3 separate regions of the Homo sapiens genome follow, and all the other regions are linked to region 1. A link is a contact called in ENCODE Hi-C or POLR2A ChIA-PET data. All regions are on one chromosome and are shown on one strand. Each heading gives the region's core, a stretch centred on a gene start or an enhancer-like site at or near the end of the contact. The rest is flanking DNA. Distances are from core to core; before and after follow the strand shown.

The links. A loop is a pair of places that touch in the nucleus more often than their neighbours do. ChIA-PET counts read pairs that join two places held with the same protein, here RNA polymerase II (POLR2A). Pooled maps may share reads with other maps.
Region 2: a pooled map shows a loop between it and region 1 (13-fold over the local background). The contact joins the promoter of GLIS2 here to the promoter of ZNF500 in region 1. A Hi-C loop is called at or near these places in 1 of 37 single-sample maps with no recorded cell type and 8 of 50 pooled maps. POLR2A ChIA-PET finds 5 or more read pairs at or near these places in 2 of 52 experiments (CD4-positive, alpha-beta memory T cell and K562).
Region 3: a loop to region 1 is called in a map of CD4-positive, alpha-beta T cell, with 8 times the contacts of the local background. The contact joins the promoter of EEF2KMT here to the promoter of ZNF500 in region 1. A Hi-C loop is called at or near these places in 3 of 168 maps with a recorded cell type or tissue (CD4-positive, alpha-beta T cell, ascending aorta and naive thymus-derived CD4-positive, alpha-beta T cell), 8 of 37 single-sample maps with no recorded cell type and 15 of 50 pooled maps. POLR2A ChIA-PET finds 5 or more read pairs at or near these places in 1 of 52 experiments (MCF 10A).

The regions. Positions count from the first base shown.
Region 1 is chr16:4,765,912-4,768,469 of GRCh38, reverse strand. ZNF500 (zinc finger protein 500) reads left to right here and starts at 1,308. Exons shown (of 6, transcript NM_021646.4): 1 at 1,308-1,453; 2 at 2,394-2,558. The coding sequence starts at 2,492. RefSeq lists an enhancer at 1-69 and a silencer at 1,262-1,561.
Region 2 is chr16:4,314,785-4,317,342 of GRCh38, reverse strand. It overlaps GLIS2 (GLIS family zinc finger 2), which reads right to left and starts at 1,276. Exons shown (of 7, transcript NM_032575.3): 1 at 1,089-1,276. RefSeq lists enhancers at 1-14, 2,136-2,558 and a silencer at 2,441-2,558.
Region 3 is chr16:5,096,514-5,099,071 of GRCh38, reverse strand. EEF2KMT (eukaryotic elongation factor 2 lysine methyltransferase) reads left to right here and starts at 1,277. Exons shown (of 8, transcript NM_201400.4): 1 at 1,277-1,428. The coding sequence starts at 1,333. RefSeq lists silencers at 287-826, 1,137-1,266, 1,437-1,596 and an enhancer at 1,033-1,658.

The sequences.
Region 1 (2,558 bases), core at 59-2,558:
TGTACTTCCTGTTTGACCTTCTCTGGGGGGTTCAATACTTAAAACTCTCAGAGCTTCAGGGTTTTGTTTTGTTTTGTTGAACCGGTAGGTCTAGTTATAGTACCTCTATTACTAAATGAGGAAGAAACGAAGTACAAATGTGTTTTGCTTGCTTGATGCTCAAGAATTGATGCGACCGGGAGCGGTGGCTTACTCCTGTAATCTCAGCACTTTGGGAGGCTGACGTGGGTGGATTGCTTGAGGCCGTTGGAGACCAGCCTGGGCAACATGGGGAAACCCCATCTCTACTAAAAATACAAAAATTAGCCGGACCTGGTGGTTCGTGCCTGTAATCCCAACTATTCGGGAGGTTAGGTAGGAGAATTGCTTAAAACCGGGCGGCGGAGGTTGCTGTGAGCCAAGGTCGAGCCACTGCACTCTAGCCTGGGCGACAGAGTGAGACCCTGTCTCTAAATAAATAAATACATACATACAAGAATTGATACCTGGCTGGGCACACCTGTAATCCTGACACTTTGGGAAGCTGAGGCGGGAAGATTGCTTGGGCCCAGGAGTTTGAGACCAGCCTAGGCACCATGGTGGGACTTCATCTCTAACAACAACAACAAAGATTGATGCCCATTATTATGTTGTCAGAAAGAAGCAGGCAGGACAAGGGATATTTGGGGTTGGACGTTGTTGGGGGCCCTCTTGGGGGAGGGTGGGCGCAAGCACTTGGCATCTCTTCCAGTTTTATCTTGAACAACTTCTGCCTTTATTTATTTTATTTATTTATTATTTATTTATTTATTTTTTGAGATGGAGTTTCGCTCTTGTTGCCCAGGCTGGAGGACAATGGCAGGATGTCGGCTCACTGCAACCTGCGCCTTAGCCTCCTGAGTAGCTAGGATTACAGGCATGAACCACCACGCCCAGGTTTCTCCACGTTAGTCAGGCTGGTCTCGAACTCCCGACCTCAGGTGATCCGCCCGCGTCGGCCTCCCAAAGTGCTAGGATTACAGGTGTGAGCCACCGTGCCCGGACGACTTTGCTGGCTTTAAAGATGGAGGAGGCGGCCAGAGGAGAGCGGAGCGGGTGTGGAACAGTGACTGGGAAAGTAGCCCAGAGGCTGCAGAGTCGCCGCACGCTCGCGCGGTCACCGAGGTGCTGGACTACGTTACCCACAATGCGTGCCTTTGAGGACCACATTAACCACAGTGCACGTCGCGGACCCGCCCACTCGGCCGTGTTGCCACGCCCCCAACGGCCGGCTTAGCCAATGGTGCCACGGCTACGTTACCCACAATGCCGCCTGCGGGCCCACCCGCACGGCCTGGTTTGCACCCCTGGTTTAGGGTCTTCGGCCCCGGCTCTGGCGTCCCTGGCTGCCAAGCCTGAGGCCCGCAGTCCTACTCCCGCCGAGACCCGCCGCTCCGGTCCTGCCCCGAACTGCCCACGGCCGGCAGCGCTTCCAGTGAGTGCGGGGGGCGCGGGGACGCGGGTCCCGGCCGAAGCTTCGATTTCGCGGCCCGCGCCAGCACCCGGGTCTGTGCCGCGGCCTCGGGTACCGCTCACCCTCCACCTGAGGGATGAGACGGGAAAGCAGCCCGGCCTGGGGGTCCCAGCTCTCCCAGGACCCTGGAATTGGGGGGCTGTCGTGACCACCCACGCGGGGGTGCCTGACGGGGCCGCGTAGGGGCTTCAGGGTTCGCCAGACCTGGACACCGGGGATCAAGTTGAGGCAGAGTCTGCAGAAAGGCCCTACTTTTCATCAGATTTCCAAAGGAACCCCTTCCATATAGGACCCACTCTAATCATGGAAAATAACGATTCTCGAGCTCTGACCGCAAACATCCCTTTTAGATTGTTTTTGTTTGAGTCTCTCTCTGTCGCCCAGGCTGGAGTGCAGTGGCGCTATCTCAGTTCACTGCAACCTCCATCTCCCGGGTTCAAGCGATTCTCCTGTCTCAGCCTCCCGAGTTGCTGGGATTACAGATGTGCTACCACCATGTCGGGCTAATTTTTGTATTTTTTGTAGAGACAGGGTTCCACCACGTTGACCAGGTGGTCAACTCCTGAACTCACGTGATCTGCCCTCCTCTGCCTCCCAAAGTGCGGGGATTACAGGCGTCAGCTACTGCCCCCAGCCATCCCTTTTAGTTCTGTCAGCAACCTGTGTGTGTAGGTCCTGTTATCATCTCTGTTTGCCCAGTGAGGAAGCAAAGCCCAGAGCCCTTCAGTAAATTACCCGGGAATTAACAGGGGGTTAATAACAAAGATGACATTCATCCACTTCCTTTTCCTTTTCCATGGTGGGGTGAGCTGGCCTTGGAACCAGGGCAGGGGCTTCCCAGGCCAAAGGGCTTATCCAGCCCCAGGGCTGCCCTTCAGATGGTTTTATCGTCTCTCCACAGGGCCCTGAAAAAAACTCTCTTCCTGTGTCTGGCCAGAGGTATAGAGAGAGACAGGTTCAACTCTAAGGCCTGAAAAGGAACAAGGCCCACCGGAAGCAATGGCCACTGTCCCTGGCCTCCAGCCCCTGCCAACCTTGGAGCAGGACCTGGAACAGGAAGAGATCC
Region 2 (2,558 bases), core at 27-2,526, 450 kb after region 1:
CATGGCCCAGGCCCTTTCCATGGCCCAGACCAAGCCCAGGCCTTGGCCAGGTCCCCAGCCGGCCTGGCTGCCCCCTCAGTGTCAAGCGTTCCCTCCAGAGCCAAGATCCTGGGCTGTGATGGCTGGGGGCCCAGGGCCCCTCCCAGCATCCCTTCCAGCTTCCCAGGCCCCAGGGCAGGGCTGGGCAACTCCTTGAAACCATTGCTTCCCGGCCACCCTCTGGCCAGGCTGGGCGGGCCCTCCTGGACAGGCAGACAGGCTGCACGCTGCCCTGCTGTGGCCCGAGTACCCTGCTGGGCAGGGCAGCATGCCAAGGCCTCCAGGTGCCAGCCTGGATTCCAGCCCCATCCCAGGGGGCCAGCGGGGAAGCTGTGCGTGCTTCTCCTCCCTCGGGATGCACCTGCCTCGCCCCCTCCTCCACCCGCTCCAGACCCGCCCTCCGGCGAGTATGGACCCCTTGCCATCTCCTCCCTGCCAGGCCGGTCGCCTGCGTCCACCCGGACCGCAGGGGAGTAACAAGTGCCTGACTTGTCCCAAACTCCCAGTCCTGACCCCCCAGGGACGCCCCTTCCCGAGGTCCAAGGAAGGACCCGGGCTTGCGAGGGGCAGCAGGAGGGAGACTCTCCCGGCCAAGGGAGGAGGCACCTTCCAAAGCCCTTCCTAGCAGCAGCCCCGGCGCGGCCGAGAGGAGGGGCGGCTGCCCCGGACAACTTCATGCCCAGGCTCCGGGTACCCCCCTCTCACCTCGCCGCACGCCCCCCACCGCGGCCGCCCAACTTCCCAGCTGAAGTTTGCGCCCGCCCCGGGCCCGGGCGCTGCTCGGCCCGGCCTCCAGACGGAGGGAAGGAAGGAGGGAGAAGAAAGACCGAGAGCTCGAGGGACCCGGCCGGGGAGCCGGCGAGGGAGGGAGCGCGCGAGCCAGCGAGCGAGCGAACGCGGGGGCCTCGGCGAGGGCTCACAATGGCCCGGGGCGCGGACGCGAGCGGGGGAGGAGACCCTCGGGCCCCGCAGCCCCGGCGCGACAGGCGGGCCCCCCCCCCCCCGCCCCGGCCCGGTCCCCACGGCGCGACGCCCGGGGGGCTTCCTACCTCAGCGGCGGGGGCGGTCGGGATCCGGGCTGCGGGCTCCGGCGGTCGGGGGGCGCGGGGAGCCGAGCGGGGGAGGGGCCGGGACGGGCGGGGGCCGGGGCGCGAGGCCTCACGGGGCGCGGGCTCCCCTGGCACGGCCGCCCGGCGCCCGGCCGCTCCGCCACATCTGCAGCTCGGGCAGGGAAGGTGGCCGCGGCGGCCGGGCCGTGCGGGGATGTCTTAGAGGGAGGGCGGGCGGGCGGGAGGAGGGAGGAGGGAGGCGGCGGGAGGAGGGCCCGCCGGCCGCGGAGGAGGGCGAGGAGGAGGGGCGCGGGGGGCGGCCTCCACCCCTCCCCTCGCTCGCTCGCTCCCTCCCTCCCAGCAAAACCCCTCTCACCGCTGCGGCCCCAGGCCCGGGGCGCCAGCTGCCAGGCGGGGCGTGCGCGTCGGGGGAGGGGGCGGCGGGAGCCGGCGCTGGGCCGAGGGAGGGGGAAGGGAGGGCGGCGCGGCCGCGGGGAGCGGGCACCGGGAGGGAGGGGTGAGGGAGGGAAGTGGGGCGCCGAGCCGCGCGCGTCCTCCTCGGCCCCATCCTCACGCCACCCCCCCCCCGCGGCCCCGCCCCCGGCCCGAGGGCAGCGCTAGGACACGGCCGGGAGGTGGCCTGGGGGGGCGGGGGAGCCCGAGACGTCCCGCCCTCGGGGAAGCCCGAGGAGGGGGCCGGGCGCGCGGGCCCAGAGGAAAAGCCCCGCAGACCGGGAAGATGGAGGAGGTCGCGGCGGCGGAGCGGGCGGGGACCCCTCGCCTCCTCCCGCGGGGTCACCTTGGCCAGGCCCCCCTGCGGCCCCGGGCGGCGGGGAAGGCGGCAGGAATGCCTCTCTGCGGGCCCTGATTTCTCCGCCCAGCCCAGTTCCAGGAACGCGCAGGCAGCGCCCGGCGGGCAGAGGTCCCGGATCCCGATGCCGGGCGGCGCAAACCAGTTTTCGGGGCCCGGCGCAACCCCTCACGCTGGTGAGACGGCGGGCGACTCCCTGCCGTGCCCTCGGTCTCAGTTTCCCTCACGGTAGAATAACGACGAGGCCCGATGCCGAGCAATCCGAGCTTCCGCTTGGTTCCTAGCTTGGTCCCAGCATTTGGGACCACCTGCGTCCACTAGCCCGAGCGCCGCGGGAGGTCTAGATCCCTCCTGGACATCAGCACCCTGCGCGGCGCCCGCGGCCAGGGCAGCGAGTGCAGTGAGCGGATACACGCGAGGGAGAAGCCCCGCACCCGGCCCAGCTGTTTTCTGCCTCGTGTTGAACCACAGACTCGCGTTCTTGAGTGTGTTTTGTTTGGGCTAATCCCGTGCCCCCCGCCCTGTTATCTTCTTGCTGCTCTGCTGTATGCTGGCAAATTGTAGTTCAAAAAAACAGCCCTCCTGCTGTTGGACACCCCCTCTTCCCAGCGCAGTTGGCCTTGAGGAGCCTAGGAGACGAAAAAGGCATCCCAGAATCA
Region 3 (2,558 bases), core at 28-2,527, 330 kb before region 1:
TCCACTTCTTCCACGAGCCCCTGAGCCCCTGGAGGGCCTGGACCACACCTAGTTTTTCTCACCGTTACATCTCCCTTGTCAGGTACCTGGTAGGCGCTTAATAAGTATTTGGTGAACGAATGGCTTGTTTGGTGACAGTCCAAAGGCTGGGGGACAGAGGGAAAGCTCCCTCCTTTCGGACCCCAGACGGGTGGCGCTGATGGAGAGGAGGCTTGGATAAGGCCTCCAGGACCGAAGCGCGCACCCGTAGGGCCCCTGCCAAAAAGACCTTCCTGAAGGCGGAGGAACTGCGAGAGTGCCTACGTTGGCCCAAGGCCTGACCCGACGATCCCAGGGACCCTCGCCCTAACCGGCCCCGCCTCCCGGTCCCCAAACCCGGACTCGGCCCCGCCCTAAGCTCCGGATCCTGGGGCCCGCCCCTGGCCCCGCGTCGGCAGACCGTGGCCTCGCTGCTGGGCCTGCCTCAAACCCTCCACAGGTAACGCCTCCCGAACTTGAGCCACATTCCGATCCCCTCCTCAAACCCCTCCCCGTTTCCCACGCCCTGGACCCCTCGCTCCGTCTCGGCCCCGCCCCAAGCCCAGCTAGGTCTCGGCCCCTGAGCCCAGCCCCGACCGGCCTCCCAGTCCCTGGGTCCCTCCCGACACCGGCCCCTCCCTAAGCTCCGCCTCCCAGGGCCCGCCTCCTGAGCGCAGCCCGCAGCCCGGACTCGGCCCCGCCTCCCGGACCCTGGGCCCCTCCCCACGTCGGCCCGTCCTAAGCTCCGCCTCCCAGAGTCCGAGCACCGCCTGGCCATGTGCTACGACATAGTCAACGCCCCGCCCCGGCCCCGCCTCCTGAGCTCTTCTCTGGGTCTGGCCTTAGCGCCGCCCTAAGACCTGTCTCCTGGGCTCTGCTCCGAGTCTCGCCTCCTGAACCCAATGGCGTTTATCCCTGCCCTAATGCCCGCCTCCAGGACTCTTATCCTGCCCCCACGCAAGGCCCCGCCTCCAGGACGCCACCAACCTGGACGCTTCTGAAGCCCAGCTTCCAGGATCGCCCTATCCTGGCCCCGCCCCAGGACCCGCCAACCTGGACTCTACCCAGGACCTGCCCCCTACCCAGGACCTGCCCCAACGACGCTTATCCTGGCCCCACCCCAGGCCCCGCCCTCATAACAATCATCCTGGCCCCGCCCTAGAGTCCGCCCCCACGACGTTCCTCCTGACCCCCGGGGGACCCCCGGGCCCCGCCCCCTCTCTGCCCCCGCTCACTGCCCTGGGCCCGCCCCCTCTTCAGTCCAGGCCGGGCTTCCGCCCGGTCTGCCGGCAACGCTGCGGCCCCGCCCACGTCATGGCGCCCGAGGAGAACGCGGGGACCGAACTCTTGCTGCAGAGTTTCGAGCGCCGCTTCCTGGCGGCACGCACACTGCGCTCCTTCCCCTGGCAGGTGGGCGGCGGGGCGAGCGGAGAGGCCCGCGGGGCTCGCGGGAGTCCAGGGGCAGACGGGACGGGTCTCCGTGCTGAAGCCCCTGGCGCTCCCGCCACGTGAGTTCCTGGGCTCCCGCCGGTCAGGGCCGCGCGACCCGGTCCCCGTCCCTGGGGCCTGGCCAGAGTCGCTCGCACCCCTCCTGCCCCGCGAGCTGGCGGGGGAAGCTGGGGGCGTCTCCACAGCCTTGGGGGGCAGACGCGCGCTCGGTGTGGGGTACAGTTCACGATCATTTTCACGACTTTTTAAAGGCAGTAATCGTTCTGGTCACTGGGACACAGCTGCCCTCGCCCATTCTAAAAAGTCAGCGCCGTCAGGACCGCAGGTAACCACGTCCTCCTGAGCGCGGTGACCGGGTCACAGGCTGTCCCTCGTGCCTCAGTATTCTCATCTGTATGTTGAGCACTGCACAGAATCGGCTCATGCTCTGAGGCTGTCACGCCTGTGATGGAAGAGACAGAGAAGGGGGTGGCCTCTCCTCGCCCTGGGGACCTGCCATTCTCAGCACAGGCCCATGGCAGGCAGCAGCCTCCCTTCTGCCAGCAGAGGGGCTTAATGCACCCGGCCTCATTTGTAATTCATGTGCGGTGAGCTCACTGGGATGAGTGAGTTTGGATATATATTCCTCCCTGGGTCTGCCCCATTTTATGGGGTGTTGCTTAATCATTTGCGTTATTCCATTGACATAAAATATTTGCACTCAGAGATCATTTCTGGTCAAGAGAAATTCGTGCATTTTTAACCCAAAATAGAAACCTTCATAAAAGCATCATAGGTCTCCATTCAGTATTGACTGTAATTGTTCACATGCCCACGCTGAATGCTAACTTGGGCTCACCCTCAACACCCACGAGGTGGGTACTATTATTACCACTCACATTTGACCAGAGGGATTGTTTGATTAGGGTGCAGTAGTTGAGAGTTCAGACCCAGGAGACAGCCTGTCTGCTTCGAATCCTGGCCCAGCCCCTGGCCCTGTGTGACCTTGGGCAAGTGACTGCATCTCTCTGTGCTGTTTTCTTATTAATAAAATGGGGGATATAATGATACCTACCTCTTAGGGTTGTTGTCAGGGTTGAGTACAAAAGCCT